2 separate regions of the Homo sapiens genome follow, and region 1 is linked to region 2. Evidence: read pairs that join two places in POLR2A ChIA-PET (ENCODE). Cell type or tissue: IMR-90. All regions are shown on one strand. Each heading gives the region's core, and the rest is flanking DNA. Links, peaks and the distances in the headings are about the cores only.

Region 1 (5,387 bases), core at 234-5,233, 940 kb after region 2:
ACTGGAATTATAGGTGACTTTTTTCTCCCTTCTTTGTTTCAGAATTACTGTTGTTTAACTTCTTTATAATAATTTCTGAAATTGTCAAAGTCTAGGATAAAAAACAGCCACAGAAAATGAGAGCAACAGGGAGAGAGAAGAGGATGTGTGGGGAGTGTATCAGTCAGCTACTGCTATGTAACAAACCACCCCAGAACTCTGCATCTTAACAATTATTATTGATTGTTAAGCTCACTTGTGTGAGTCAGCTGAGGTATGGCCAATCTACGCTGAGCTTACTCATGCATCTGTGGGTTGGTTGGAGGATCTTCTCTAGGCTGGGTTTGTCCGGGGCAGCTCTGTTCCCCATGTTCCCTAGTGGGCTATGGGGAGCCATATTCTTCTCATGGTGATGGCAGAGGTGTACAAAGATAAGCAGAAACACCTGAGGTCTCTTGAGACCTAAGTGCAGAACTCAAGTGTGTTCACTTCTGCATTACTGACATAACCAAACCCAAAGTTTAGAGCCAGGTGGAATTCACAGAGAGAAGACACTGCCAAGTTACATTGCAAAGGATGTGGATACAGGAAGGGATGATAAATAGGGACCAATAACATCATCTAACTACAGGAAAGGAAAGGAAAATGAGAGATTGGACAGGATGAGAAGCAGTTCAAGGCAGGAGGTTCAAGGACACAGTGGATAACAGTTATTCTCTCATACTCCCCAAACCGGACCCCAACACACACACACACACACACACACACACACACACACACACACACACACACAAGAAGCATCTAGTCGTCTACCTAATATCCATTGCTTTTCTCCTATACAAAAAGAAATCTGACCCAGCTCCAGTCAGAGGGGATAGTTCCTACCTGGTCTAAGCTAATCTTTGCAGTCCATTTGCCTGGTGAGTGATTGGTTTAGGATTGGTCACATGATACAGTTCAGGCCAATAAGAAGTGAGAGAAAAATCTGCTGGCCAGTAGAAGGGTTTCTCTGAAATGTTTCTTGACTAAAAACAAAACAAAAACAAGCAAAAATCAGCAGCCCTCCCTCTTCCAAACTTTGTGAGATCTGGACCTGCCACCACCATCCTGCACGGCAGAGTGGACAGAAGGAAAGAACCTTAGACTTGCTGATATTGATAACAGCTGAATTCACTGCCAGAGCTGCCCTCCCTCTGGGTGACCTGACATCTGAGATGAATTTTATTTTCTCCAGTCTTGTCCTCTCTCCTAGACTCCAAATGCTTTCAGCTGCCTGTGGTGGCCTCTACATTCGAATGTCTCACTTAAGTCCAAACAAATTCCTCATGGGATTTGCTGGGATTCCCCAAGAGCAGAACAGAAATCAGGCACTCTGAAAATCGTGCCATGAAAATGCAATTTGTTAGTGAGGTGAGGAGAGAATACCAGTGTGGAGCCCCACAGTCCTCAGCCTGAATCCTGTGGCACTGCCACATACTTACCTGAGTGAAGTCCTTATATCTCCTCTCTGGGTCTCAATTTCCTCATCTGTAAAATGGGGATAATAGAGTCCAGGGGAGGATTACAGAGATAACATACAAAAAGCTCCTAGTGCACGATGCTCAATAAATGTCAGTGGTTCCCTTTGTTGGTGCGGAGAACAATAATAAAATCTCGGCGGGGCGTGGTGGCTCACACCTGTAATCCCAGCACCTTGGGAGGCCAAGGCAGGTGAATCATCTGAGGTCAGGAGTTCGAGACCAGCCTGGCCAACAGGGTGAAACCTTGTCTCTACTAAAAATACAAAAAATTACCCGGGCATGGTGGTAGGCACCTGTAATTCCAGCTACTCGGGAGGCTGAGGCAAGAGAATCGCTTGAACCTGGGAGGCGGAGGTTGCAGTGAGCTGAGATTGTGCCATTGCACTCCAGCCTGGGCGACAGAGCAAGACTCTGTCTCAAATAATAATAATAATAATTATAATAAAATCTCAGTTTGGAAAGGATCCTGACAGGTATGATAAATGATTATATTTCCTGGATGATCATAGCAGGATCATTGCATGTCCTGCCCAAATAACCATCACTGCACACTGCAAGGCATACAGGGCCAGAACCAACTGCACTGGGCATTAGGGTGGCATTTCCTAAGTGTGTTCTTAGAAACTTAGCTCTCAAGTAGTACGAATGTTATGAAGGGGCAAAAGAAATGCTGGAATCAAATAACTTTGGGAAACATTGCGTTAAATAACACCAAAGCAGGTTTCTTTAATGCAGGACCTCTCAGAGCATTGAACAGAGTGGTACACTTTGAAATATCCAATGAAGGATGGAATCTGCAGAGTTTCCTAAACCTCTTGCTCCTGGGAGACCATCCAGCTGGGAAAGGCTGCATCAGGAAATGAGGCATCTGTCCACGTAGTGACGAAACCACAGACAACCACCGAGGTCAGCCTCAACTTTGCATTCACCCCCAATCACTGCATTGTAGAAATTCTCTCCTTTCCTACTTCAGTCTAAATAGTAACTTAAGGAACTCCATTCACTGCTGCTCCGCAGTCTTCCACAGTGTCCCCATTCATCCCCTCTGAATGAAGCAAACCTCCAAGTTCATGGTTTTAGGTAGTCTTCTGAGGCTAAGAGAAGAGGGTCATCTTGTCAGGACAGAGAGAATTCTCCCTTCCTATTCCCGTCCTGAAGCAGGCCCTGAACACAGGTAGGCAAAGCTGGCTTTCCCATCTCAGCCAGGTCTCTCAGCTGCTGAGTTCAGTAAATTTCAAGATAGCTGGCTTTCTTAGGTCCTGCTATTGCCCTCTTGTATGTTAATGAACTTCCTTTAAAAACCCATCATATGTTTTGAGACTGTAGCTAAGAGATATAAGGAAAGGTCAGGATCTGGGGCAGACCAAACAGCCTTAGCAAAACCCTAAGACTCTGGGAAAGGGACTATGCATATATTCAGAAGACCTTGGCCCCAAAGTTCACCTGTAATACGCATGTGAATGAGCTATTCCTTTCTGTTGTCACCTCCCAGAATGGTCAATAATTCTATCTCAGAAACTGACCAGATAAAATGACTCTCAGTTCTCATATAGGCTTATCCTGAATCTTTTTGTCTCAGGAACACTGAGAAAGCAGGCCTTTTCCTGAACTCTTTTAACTAGAATGAAGAAGACATTCCCAGGATGACTCTAAGACAAAAACCACAGGCACTGATGAATCTTTATTAAGCATCTACTATGTGACAGATGTATATGGTCCTAGTCAGAGAGAAGAGCCAAATGCCCACAAATGTGTATGGCAAGGATAAATCCTAGCCATTCCTGGGACCATCGCCAGCTCCTCCGGTCTATCGGGTCAGTTGCAGTTTGGGAAACTGAGCAATGTCTGCAATGTAAAGAATCCGATCCACCCAACCCTTATCAACCCGCTCAGACAGCTGCAGCTGTGGGTGAGGCCCTTGGGAAGATTTACTTAAACATGAAGCTAGACATGGGTTTGTCTTTCATTCAACATACTTGCAGGGAACAGGCATTGGAGACAGCAGAAACAAGGCTGGCCAACTGCTTTGTGGGTGGGCAAGGTGGACATTTGCCTGGGAGGCAGGAGGCCTTTACAGAAACTATGGAGTGGCACGCAGCTCAGGCCTTTGCATGCCCCTGAAACTTAGCTTTTTTGGTAGGGGGTTCTGGGGAGGGGGAGGTTGAGGAAGAAAGGCAGACTGCTGTGGTGGGCTAGGGGGTCAGCAGTCCTAGCCTCATCTCTAACAGGTGGTTGTCTGTGGTTTCACCACTATGTGGACAGATGCCTCTAAATGATCTCGCCAGGTCATTTTCTTTTTTTTTTCTTTTCTTTTCTTTTTTTTTGCTTTTATTTTCTTTCTTTCTGTTTCTTTTTTGTTGTTTTTTCTTTTGTTTGTTGTTGTTGTTGTTGTTGTTCTTGCTGGTATAGACAGGGTTTTACCATGTTGCCTTGGCTGCTCTCAAACTCCCAGACTCAAGCAATCCACCCAACTAGGCCTCTTAAAGTGTTGAGATTACAGGCATGAGCCACCACACACAGCCATCATTTCTGCTGTCTGACCTCAGTTTCCTTGTTAGTAAAAAATGAGATGGTTGTTCTAGATCTGTCTATCAGGATTTTTTTTTATTGTGGTAAAAATACAATTAAAATTTACTGTTACCGGCCGGGCGTGGTGGCTCACACCTGTAATCCCAGCACTTTGGGAGGCAGAGGCGGGCGGATCATGAGGTCAGGAGATCGAGACCATCCTGGCTAACACAGTGAAACCCCGCCTCTACTAAAAATACACAAAATTAGCCGGGCGTGGTAGCGGGCACCTGTAGTCCCAGCTACTCGGGAGGCTGAGGCAGGAGAATGGCATGAACCCGGGAGGCGGAGCTTGCAGTGAGCCAAGATAGTGCCACTGCGCTCCAGCCTGGGAGACAGAGCGAGACTCCGTCTCAAAAAAAAAAAAAAATTTACTGTTACCGACATTAAGTACATTCATAATGTTGTACGACCATTATCACTACTTAGTTCCAGGACATTTAATCATCCCCAAAAGATACCCTATATCCATTAAGCAGTCATTCTTCATTGCCTCCCCCTCCCCCTGACGCTGGCAACCACTGGTTGGCTTTCTGTCTCTATGGATTTGCCTGTTCTGGATGTTTTGCATAAATGGCATCATACAATATGTGGCCCATTGTGTCTTACTCCTTTCACTTCATACACTGTTTTTGAGGGTCGTCCATATTGTAGCATGCATCAGTACTTCATTCCTTTTTAATGCCTGAATAACTCTTTATTGTAGGGATAGATACATTTTGTTCATCCATTTATCAGTTGATAAACATTTGGGTTGTTTCCACCTTTTGGCTATTGTGAATAGTGCTACTATGAACATTACAGGTTTTCAGTTGAATACCTGTTTTCAATTCTTTTGAGTATAAACCCAGGAGTAGAATTGCTAGGTCATAAGGTAAACTTATGAGGAACTGCCCAACTGTTTGCCATAGTGTCTGCATCATTTTATGTTCCCACCAGCAATGTAAGGGGGTTCCAATTTCCCCACATTGTTGCCAAAAGGATAATTTTTTTTTTTTTAAAAATGGAGTTTCACTCTTGTTGCTTAGGCTGGAGTTCAATGGCACGATCTTGGCTCATGGTAACCTCCGCCTCCCAGGTTCAAGCAATTCTCCTGCCTCAGCTTCCCAAGTAGATGGTATCACAGGCATGTGCCACCATGCTCGGCTAATTTTGTATTTTTAGTAGAGATGGGGTTTGTCCATTTTGGTCAGACTGGTCTCAAACTCCCAACCTCAGGTGATCTGCCTGCCTCAGCCTCCCAAAGTGCTAGGATTACAGGTGTGAGCCACTACACCCAGCCAAAAGGAGAATTTTTTAAAGCAGGGAGGCCACTTAGTA
Region 2 (5,387 bases), core at 260-5,259:
CAATCAAGAACATCTGGGTAAATCTTTCAAGGTTTCACTGATGCTAGCTATCCAGCATCAGTGAGCTGAAGTAAAATCTTCTAATTCCTTTGAACCCTGGTCTAAAGCCCTCTTTTTCGAATATTCAGAATATATAATTTTGTATCTAATATTTCCCAATATTACTTCTTACCTCATTCTTTCTATCATTTAAAAATGTTGGCCGGGCATGATGACTCATATCTGTAATCCCAGAATTTTGGGAGGCTGAAGTGGCAGGATCGCTTGAGCTCAAGAGTTTGAAACCAGCCCGGGCAACCTAGCGACACCTCGTCTATACAAAAAAATTTAAAAATTCACCAAGCACGGTGCAGCACATCTGTAGTCCCAGCTACTCGGGATGTTGAGATGGCAGGACTGCTTGAGCCCCGGGAAGTCAAGGTTGCAGTGAGCCGTGATCATGCCACTGCATTCTAGCCTAGGCAATAGAGTGAGATTTTGTCTCCAAACAAAGCAAAGAAACAAAAATGTTGCCACAGCCTTATATAAATGCCCAATAGATTTCCGATACCAGGTAAATTTTGAAGAAACTCAAGAAGTAAGGCAAATAATTCTTTGATTCTGTCTTCCTCAATCTTATATGGAGAACAATTAATATTCTAAAAAATACAATTTTTAAGTTGGATGTCTGTTGTCATCATGAAGTAGAGGAAGTAAGGGTGAATACATAGTTTGTAGAATTTGAAATATTTGTATTTAACAATGATGTTTCAGAAAAATGAGAAAAACCCTTCCCAAAGATATCATCTCCCCTTAGCTACAAGCAGAATTTGGCAAGTGCAGCAGTTGAAACAACCTTCTTTTATAGAGAGTTTTGCTTGTTTGTGTCATTTTAGTTAATGAACAAGATACCCAATGTCATAAATAAAATATATTAGAGGAAATCTGAATAGAACAGAGAACATTTAAACATATATGCTGTGTCACAGGCCTTCATGAATGAAAACAGATGGCTTAGATAAAGTAATTTTGTTTTTAATCCAGACACTGTGGTATTTCAAGGCTGTTCAAGTGCCAGGATTAAGTCAGGCTAAAAATTACATCTCCCTGATGTTAGTTGATGATTTTTAATTTCTTAGGCTTTTACCCACAAAATCATTTTCTAACAAAAGGAGAGATGATAGGTGGATAAAAAAACATGACCTTTGAGTATAGTGTGGTTTGTAACAATTAAGAAAGTGATGTAAACAATTACATACTATGAAGCATAGATAGCCATCCACAAATTCTCAAGGCCGTTTCTTCTACCAACATAGAATTTCTGAGGTAGAACACCTGAACTTCATTTGGTTTTAGCTTTAATACTAACAATTCAAATTGGAGTAAGTACTATTTTACAATAAAATTTCCCTTATATGAAAAAAGATGTTCATTGTACAATCCCACAGTTAAAGAAAAAAAATCCCATGTGTTCTCTTAGAGTGTGTGTTATTTTTAACAGGGAAATCTTCAAAATTCACTGAATCCATCTCTAGGTTTACATCTAAATAATAAGAATTAAGTAATAATGTTACAAGCTGCTGCTATTACTGTTGTTACTATAGAAAATGGTTAGATCAAAATAAATCCCAAATAGAGCAGAGTTGAAAATTAAAAAAAACCAAGACATAAAAAAACTAGAAGAAAAATAATATAATATTTATTAAATCTCTGGGTGAGAAAGGATTTTAAAACTTAAAAATGATAAATGAAATCAAAATCAGACAAAGATCAATTGGTTTGTCTATATAAAACTGCTGTACATTAGAAAATAAAATTTAAAAGCAAAAAAAAATTGGGGGGGAATGTTTCAACATTTATGACAAAATGTATGCAATACTTAGCTCCCTAAATTATAAAGAACACCTAAAAATCAGTATACAGATGGGCAAAGAACACAATTGCAAAAAGAGGAAATAAGAATAATAAAAGAGATTTTTAAAATTGCTTAACTTTACCACTAATCAAATAAACGTGGAGTACAGCAATAATGAAAACATTCAAAAGCAGTTTATTATCCAGTATTCCACACATGCCTGGCAAGGGTAGGTAAGGGGTGCTGAATTTGTTACAAGTCATTTAGAAAGCAAAGTGGTAGTAAAACAACACATTCTATTGACAATATTTTAGAAAAACAGACATTTCTATACATTATTGGTAGAGAACAAAGTAATACCATCCCTATGGAATACAATTTGGCAATATTCATCAAAATTACAGATTCATCCCAGCACTTTTGTTGGCCAGGATGGGTGGATTGTTTGAGTCTAGGAGTTGGAGGCCAGGCTGGGCAACATAGCAAAATGACAGTACAAGAGGAGGGATGAGAAGAGGGTGTGGGGAGAGAGATTCTTCAAGAACAAGGGACATTGCTATGTTAGGGAGGTTAAGAGTAGGAGCCAATTTATGGTAAGCAGCAAAATGGAATCATAGTCAGTTCTAAGGAATATGAGAAGTAGAAGAGAGCTAAAGAAGCATCAAGTAAGTACTTTGAAAAGTTGCCTAAGGTGAGTGATGCTTCTGCCTACCCTCTAAGCTACATGATTATTTCACGTATTTTGTCAAATTTCCCTATTACCACTGTCTCTCCTAGTTCTATCAGGAGAAAAGGGAAAATACAGGAAAAGGCCAGCCAGTCAGCTAGTTTCACCATGATTCATACACTATGATTTATACACAGCATTCATACACACGCTACCAGAGGAAGCTGCTCAATCCTGAGATCCCCTATGCCTCAAGGGCTTTGTATGTGTCTGAATTAGCAAAAACAATGTGTAAATTCAAAAGATGTAAAGATTATAGCATTACAACCGATTTGCAATAAAGGAATCCCATTTACAAAAAAGCTTATGGTTGTTGGGGGTGGGGTAAATAAAGGAAAGGGATAGATACTTTTGAATCTATAAAAGAGTATCAAGATTCTATAATAGATGGCATCATAAAATAAAGAGATATAAGAGATAAGATGATAAAATAGACTAAAGATCTGAATTTAGAACTCCAGCTCCATTGCTAAACTTTATGTCTGTGGAGGATAAGTTACTTAAATATCAGTTGATTGATTCATGAATTTAATCATTATTCATTAAGCTGGTACCATGAGTAAGGTACCAAGCCAAATGCTGAGGATACAGCAGGGTATAAGATAGCTATGGAAGATAGAAAATTTAAATAAGTACCAACAATACAGTGAAAAGACTGGTATATCTGATCTAATCTGAAAGAGTTATGGAAGGCTTCCTGGATTAATGTTAAGGTCAGACCTAAATCTGAATTGTAAATAGGAGTTAGGGAACTAAAATAGGGTGGGAAGAGTGCTCTAGACAGGAATAATAGTACTTGCAAATGCCTAAAAGTCAGTATTGTGTATCATATAGAAAGATCAAAGAGATTATTATCTGATAATTATGGAGGCTGCAGTTGCAGACCAGTTGTTAGATAATAATCAAAATGGACAGTAGAATGTTTTTATTAATTCAAAATATTTTTGAGTAGTCATTATGTGTCAGGTATTATTCTTGGTACTCGGGATATATCAATGAACAAAGCAAACAAAAGTCCCTGTTCTGATGAAGCTTATGTTCTAATACAGGGTGAAAGACAAATTACAGCAATCACAGCATAAATGATATGGTGCATTAGAACATGTTAAGTGCTATGGGTCTGGTGGACTGGGAGTCCAGATGGATGAGGGTTATTTTAAGTAGAGTAGTGAAGAATTGCCTCAGTGAGCTGGTGGTGATTGGGCAAAGACTTGAAAGAGAAGAGGAAGTGAGCTTTGCAATTACTAAGACAGAGCACATTCCAGCAGACAGAAGAGCCAGCACAAAAGCCCTGATAGGATTGTGACTGGTATGCTCTCAAACAGCAAGAAGCTGGGTATGGCAGAACAAGTAGGCAAAGGGGTGAGTAGTGTGAAATGAGGTCAGAGAGACAATGAGGGATGGAGGCAGACCTTGTGGGATCTTGTAGACTACTATGAGAGTTCATGATGAAGCAATTGCAATAGAAGCAAAAATTGACAAATGGGACCTAATTAAACTGAAGAGCTTCTGCACAGCAAAAGAAACTATCAACAGAGTAAAGAGACAACTTACAGAATGGGAGAAAATCTTTGCAAACTATGCATCTGACAAAGGTCTAATATCCAGCATCTATAAGAAATTTAAATTTACAATTAAAAACAACCCTATTAAAAAGTGGGCAAAGGATGTGAACAGACAGTTCTCAAAAGAAGACATACATACCGCCAACAATCATATGAAAAAAAGCTAAACATCACTGATCATTAGAGAAATGCAAATCAAAATCACAATGAGATACCATCTCACACCAGTCAAAATGGCTATTATTAAAAACTCAAAAAATTACAGCTGCTGGTGAGGTTGTGAAGAAAAAGGAGCACTTACAAACTGTTGGTGGGAGTGTAGAAAACAGTGTGGCAATTCCTCAAAGACCTAAAGACAGAAATATCATTCGAGCCAACAATTCCATTACTGGGTATATACCCAAAGGAATATAAATTATTCTATTATAAAGACACATGCATGCATATGTCCATTGCAGCACTATGCACAATAGCAAAGACATGGAATCAACCTAAATATTTGCCCATCAATGATAGACTGGACAAAGAAAATGTGGTACATATACAGCATGGAATACTATGTAGCCATAAAAAAGAATGAGATCATGTTCTTTGCAGGCACGTGGATGGAGCTGGAGACCATTATCCTTAGCAAACTAACAAAGGGACAGAAAGCTAAATACTGCATGTTCTCACTTATAAGTGGGAGCTAAGATGAGAACACATGGACACATGGAGGGAAACACACTGGGGCCTATCAAAGGGTAGAGGGTGGTAGAGAAAGAGGATCAGGAAAAATAACTAATGGGTACTAGGCTCAATACCTGGGTGATAAAATAATCTGCACAACAAACCCCCATGATACATGTTTACCTGTGTAACAAACTTGCATGTGTACCCCTGAACTTAAAAGTTTTTTTTTAAAAAAGAGAAAAATAGAAAAAATGGCATGGGTCTGAAATAATTTCTGCAGGTGGAGACTGAGCCTGGCCTTGCATGAAAAAATAGATAACTGCCATGCAAATTTGAGGAAAGCCAAGTTCAAATAGACCATGAGGGCCAAATCAGCATAAATTTCTCTTCTTTCTCTAACTTACTTGTGTGGAAATGTGGAAAAAATAAACAGCCTCCCAGACTGAAGGATTTTGAAGGTTCATATTCTAGCTTTGGGAAAAAAGGTAACAAGAAAGCAAGAGAGTTTAAAGCCATGGGAAAATACTCTGGGACAAGGATAGAGAAAGTACAGTGAAGCCAGGAAGACTCTAGTAGTTTAAATAAATAT

What was found. ChIA-PET counts read pairs that join two places held together with the same protein. Peaks named below come from ENCODE experiments on the same cell type or tissue, not always from the same donor. Only the 100,000 strongest peaks of a DNase experiment are listed, where the experiment ranks them.
Region 1: POLR2A ChIA-PET joins it to region 2 with 7 read pairs; 1 of 35 experiments calls an interaction of 5 or more read pairs at or near these places.

What each region holds. Positions count from the first base shown.
Region 1 is chr3:133,529,808-133,535,194 of GRCh38, forward strand. No RefSeq gene overlaps it. Among named protein-coding and RNA genes, the nearest start is that of CDV3, 41 kb to the right of the region's middle. In IMR-90, for the core only: no CTCF peak of the experiment used is centred there; DNase peaks (open chromatin) are centred at 2,374 and 3,304; H3K27ac peaks cover 1,578 bases.
Region 2 is chr3:132,591,408-132,596,794 of GRCh38, forward strand. All of the region lies in intron 13 of ACAD11 (acyl-CoA dehydrogenase family member 11), which reads right to left. The region is part of intron 39 of NPHP3-ACAD11 (NPHP3-ACAD11 readthrough (NMD candidate)); the gene reads right to left. Among named protein-coding and RNA genes, the nearest start is that of ACKR4, 3.2 kb to the right of the region's middle. In IMR-90, for the core only: no CTCF peak of the experiment used is centred there; DNase peaks (open chromatin) are centred at 2,684 and 3,834; H3K27ac peaks cover 1,775 bases.